2 separate regions of the Homo sapiens genome follow, and region 1 is linked to region 2. A link is a contact called in ENCODE Hi-C data. All regions are on one chromosome and are shown on one strand. The core of a region is the stretch at or near the end of the contact, and the rest is flanking DNA. Distances in the headings are between cores, read along the strand shown.

What was found. A loop is a pair of places that touch in the nucleus more often than their neighbours do. Pooled maps may share reads with other maps.
Region 1: a loop to region 2 is called in a pooled map, with 6 times the contacts of the local background. The contact joins two enhancer-like sites. A Hi-C loop is called at or near these places in 2 of 37 single-sample maps with no recorded cell type and 3 of 50 pooled maps.

The regions. Positions count from the first base shown.
Region 1 is chr20:10,349,577-10,352,276 of GRCh38, reverse strand. It overlaps the pseudogene RPL23AP6. Among named protein-coding and RNA genes, the nearest start is that of MKKS, 83 kb to the left of the region's middle. RefSeq lists an enhancer at 1,182-1,411. Within about 2 kb of position 1,281, at least 6 of the 41 ENCODE cell types and tissues checked have a DNase peak (open chromatin) inside an H3K27ac peak, as active enhancers do.
Region 2 is chr20:11,454,163-11,456,862 of GRCh38, reverse strand. No RefSeq gene overlaps it. Among named protein-coding and RNA genes, the nearest start is that of LINC00687, 420 kb to the left of the region's middle. Within about 2 kb of position 1,287, at least 8 of the 41 ENCODE cell types and tissues checked have a DNase peak (open chromatin) inside an H3K27ac peak, as active enhancers do.

The DNA of each region.
Region 1 (2,700 bases), core at 32-2,531, 1.1 Mb after region 2:
TGGCCCCGTATTAATTTTTATTACATGGGAAACCAAAGAGCTTGTGATCTGTAACATTTCCAAATCTTCTGCTCTGAATTTTGTTTTTCTTGAGACGGAGTCTCACTCTGTCACCCAGGCTAGAGTACAGTGGCGCGATCTCGGCTCACTGCAACCTCTATCTCCCGGTTCAAGTGATTCTCCTATCTTAGCCCCCAAAGTAGCAGGGATTACAGGCACGCACCACCACACCCAGCTAATTTTTTGTATTTTTAGTAGAGACGGGATTTCACCATGTTGACCAGGCTGGTCTCAAACTCCTGACCTCAGGTGATCTGCCCGCCTAGGCCTCCCAAAGTACTGGGATTACAGGCATGAGCCACTGTGCCTGGCCTGAAAATTCTTTTTTTTAAATTAAGATTTACTTTTTTAATTCAAAAGTTAACACAGCAGAGGTGTTTGTTCCAGGGGTGGTTGTGATGATTGTGGTCTATGACACAGCTTCCACACCTCGAGAATAACAATCGTCAGTGTTCAGTGAGCACTCCCTATGTGTTGTACTGTGAATAATCAAAACATGTATTTAGGCTACTTGGGAGGCTGAGGTAGGAGAATCACTTGAACCCGGGAGGCGGAGGTTGCAGTGAGCCAATATCACGCCATTGCACTCCAGCCTGGGTGACAAGTTTTGAAACTCCGTCTCAAAAAAAAAAAAAAAGTATTTGGTCTTTGCCCCTGTTTCCTGCCACAGAGTTTCAGAAACTCTTGGAATTTCCTTAATGACAGGAGTGTCTTTTGTTATTCATAATGAGCCACTTTTGCTATATCCAAGTATATGCTAATAAGGTAACTTTTGGCAGAGCCCCTAGAGAGCTTCAGGATGGGGGGTGGCAGCTAGGAAAATCAACCATGTGGTGAGAGGGTTGGAACCTTCAGCCCCAGTCCCTGCCTGCTGAGGAGGGGAGGCCAGAAACTGAGGCTAATGTGGCTAATGACTGATTCAATCATGCCTACATAATAAAACTTCAATAAAAGCTCTGAATGATGAGGTGTGAACTGCTTCCCAGTTGGTGCACACATTGATGTACCAGGAGGGTGGCAGACCCTGGCTCCATGGGGACAGAAGCTCCTGTGCTCAAGACCCTTCCAGATCTTGCCATCATATGTTTTTTCATCTGACTATTCATTTGTATCCTTTATGGGAAAAGAGTAATTGTAAGTACAGTGTTTTCCTGAGTCCTGTGAGTCATTCTTTCACAGGGTGAACCTCAAGGGGGTGCAGCCTGGGAGGTCACATGGGTTCTTGCCTTCATGCAGGAAGGAAATCAAAAGTGAGATGACAGAGTAAAGTGAAAGCAAGTTTACTAAGAAAGTAAGGGAGTAGGCCAGGCGAAGTGGCTCACGCCTGTAATCCCAGCACTTTGGGAGGCTGAGGCTGTTGGATCACGAGGTCAGGAGTTCGAGACCAGCCTGATCAACATGGTGAAACCCCATCTCTACTAAAAACGCAAAAATTAGCTGGCACACACCAGTCGTCCCAGCTACTCGGGAGGCTGAGGCAAGAGAATTGCTTGAACTGGGGAGGCGGAGGTTGCAGTGACTGTACTCCAGCCTGGGAAACAGAGTGAGACTCCATCTCAAAAAAAAAAAAAAATCAGAAAGTCTTACGGGGGCAAAAACCAGTTACTGCATTGTGAGGGCTCAATTGGCAATGTATTCCTGTTTAGTTTCTCCCTCTTGATTCCCTGATCCCCTGTTCCCCTCCAAACCGCCCCCATCTGACACTCCTGCTTCCTGGAATTATTTCCCAAATAAACTACCTATATGTTCTCAGGCTCTGCTTTCCAAAGAAACCAGGCCATGATAAGATATGGCTAACCTCAGCCGGAGGGATATTGATGTTACCTTAATGACAAAATGGTACAGGGATGAATGGGTTCTTGCTAAGTTTACTGCTCCTGTACTTTGACTTGTGGTGAAAGAAAATATGTTGAAACTAATTAAAATGGTTTCACATCATGAAATTTTTTGAAAGAAATGACCTCGAGCTAATAACATCTGAAAAATGAATAATAGGACAATTGAAAAAGTAACAATGAAGAGTGTTCTTTAGAATTTATGGAAAAATTAATACGAAGGGATTCAGAGTAGATAAGATATCCTTTTATGTGAATTTAAAATATATTTTATTACAGAAGGATTAGGATAAAAACCTTTGATAAGTTGTCATCTGGCTAAGGAAGGACAGTGGCCACATCATGCTGATATTTGCATCCTCACCATTTGGTGCCTGGAACATAATAGATATTTTAAAAATGTGTGTTGAATGAATAGAATCTTAATATTGGTAGTTAGACATTGTAATGGGTTGCATCGTGGCCATGAAAAACATGTCCAAGTTCCAACTTCAGATACGTGTGAGTGTGAATGTGATCTTATTTGGAAAAAGAGTCTTTGTTGGTGTAAATTAAGTGAAGAATCTCAAGATTAAACCATCCTGGATTAACTAGGTGGGCCCCAAATCCAATGACAAATGTGCTTATAAAAAGAAGAGCAGAAGCAGACATAGGGGAGGACCATGTGAAGATGGAGGCAGAGATTGGAGTTGTGCAGCTACAAGCCAAGGGATGCCTGGAGACATCAGAAACTAGAAGAGAGCTTTTCACAAGATGGTGCCAAAGATGAAGAAGGAAGCTTCCGTCCCTCCTAAAGCCAAGGCCA
Region 2 (2,700 bases), core at 38-2,537:
TCTGCCTTAAAAGTAAAGGAACTAATGATATAAAGGAGAAAATTGAAAGACAATGTCAAACTATTGGGTGACTTATGTGAAAAGACCATGAATAATCATTTACAAGATTGTGCAGTATCCACTTCAGAAGCAACTTAATGAAGAGCTGATGTTTGAATGTATTAATCATTAGTTCACTTTTTACTGTTCTAGATGATGGCAATGTGGATTCTCATGGTCATTTGAAACCCATGGGGGAAAATGGCTCTTCCTGTATTCAGGCCCTTTGTAGTGTGACTTTGTGGCAACTCCCATCAATAGGTAGATTATTGTTTACCCCTCAAATCTGGGTTGGCCACTATGACTTTCTTTGTCTGACAGCATGTAGGAGAAGTATTGTTGTGGCATTTCCGAACCTAGACCTCAAAAAGGCCTTGCCCTTGTCTTTCTTCTCTTAGACCCTGTCCATCAGCCAGGTGAGCAAGCCTGGGCTAGTTAGCTGAAGGATAAGAGACCATGTGGAGGAAGCCAGAGGAGCCATCCATCTGGGGCCACCCAAGGTCAGCCAGCACCTCTAATCACAGAGCCACGAGGGAGTTAGCCCAGATTTAGAAGGTGAGGATATTGACTTCATCTCTTGATGCAAGGAGTTGCAGTTACATTGCAAAGGGATGCAGATACAGGGAAGGTTGGAGAATTGCAGCCACTTTTGCACAATCTACCACAACTACTGCATTGTAGCTGCTATGCACATTAAATAAGTAAAGACATATGAAACATTTATATCAGGTCCTGACAACAAATAAGTGTTCAACAAGTGTGAGCTATTATTACTGTTTCTAAAATGGATCCCTTATCATGGAGAAGGTCAAATTAATGCTGCCGTGCCTCTTACTCTTAGAAACTGACACTGAAAGTTCCCACATAACTGAGGTTCAATCTATGAGCACATCCAGAAACTCAAGTGAGGGAAAATGCAATCAAACCACATATGAAAAATCAATAGATCCCTAAATAATCTTTCCCTCCTGAATGGAAGCAACACATTTGAAAACTCTTCTCCCTCCACCCCTACCAAAAAAAAAAAAAAAAAAAAAAAAAGCAGTGCATGTTGCCTCTTCTATTCAGGCTGTGACCAAAGGTTTCAATGGTAAAGATGACTCATACCTTAAAGAACTAGAAGAATTTTTTTTATGGCTTCTCTATCCATTGTCTTGCTCTCATAAAACTGCTGAATGACACCCAAGTGTAAAACCCACCAAAGAAATAAGCGCTGGATGACATGTGGCAGATTTTCCAACTCTCCAGGAAAAACTTCAGATCAACTTGTTTCTCTGGAAACTACTCACATCCGGGGGCTGTCCCTGTCCCCTGGGACTCATAAACGTTCCTATCTTCAAGGCACAGGTAAGGGCTTCGCATTCTTTGAGAACAGCAGCCTGTTTATTTCCTCTATGACTATAAAGCAACTTTATTGTACTTCAGTATCTAAAGGAAACAGAGCTCTGGGGTAGAAGGTGCCTTCAGGGAGTCACTGGTCCTATTTAGATGTCCTCAGAGAAGTGAGTTTGAAAGATGTTCTGGAACTCTTTGAAATGCTAGTTAATTTAAAGTTAAAAGGAAGCCTCTTCTCTTGTTCATTGTTCGTGGGGGCAAGAAGCATTTGTATAGTTAAAAAGTGCTTAGAAGATTTAGCTGTACATCAATTATTACCAAGCAATGTTTCCCTATGACTCAGCGACATATTACTCCAGGGCAAGAAGCTGTTCAGACGTTGAGAGAAACTCCTTGCTAATCAGTGGGATTCAGTACTTGACAGCTCCAAGGAGTAGTTGAAATCCCTCCCCTCCCCTGTTATACACACTAAGCTATATACAAATTTGGGCAGAGGAGTCTCAATCCAAAGAGAAAAACACTCATGTGATTAGAGAAGCGTGTTTTTCAACTTTGTTTTAAACATAAAACTAAAGTTTCATTTGATCTACTGGTTAAATTCTAGGTCTGTATTTTCTAAAGTCTGGTGTGGGGAGGAAAGCCCCAATAACAAATAATTCTCTGTGCAAATAGGTTAGGGAAATATTGCATACTATGTTTCACACTTGTGCATTCACAGCCCACTGTGGAATATTAAAGATTTGGAGAAGTCAGACAATACAGAAAGATGATTAGCTGTAACCCAATATTTCCAGAAGATACGTAACCAAGGGATCCTCCTTTGTTTTCTCTTTGAATTATATAAAATAAAACATATTGAGAGATCAAGGAGTCTTTGAGAGATCAGTAGACTTTGAGTAAAGCAGATCATTGTAATACACTTAGAAGGATGCTGTTTTAAGTATGTAACACAATTCCACATCTTTGAAAATAGTATGCACAAATGTTAGGTGACTTTTATAGCTTCAGACTTCTAATTATAAATTGTTTTATGTTTTGGGCCTTCTCTCCGAATCTAAAGAAATCTAAACAATGTATTGGAAACTAATCAAGTAAAAAATGCCTGAAACAAATGATCTGTAAGATTAAGGTACATATGCATAGGGAACAGCATTGCTATAACTGAAGATTGGTAAACTGTGTCACTGGGGCCAACAATGGTTCTAGAAATATCTATGAAAGTAGGGGATTCCTCTTCAGAGTCTTCATCTTGCTCTTTATTTCCCTTGTCCCATTTGACCTCTTGCTGAACCCTTTGCTATCCCAACTATTTCCTTGCCATTCTGC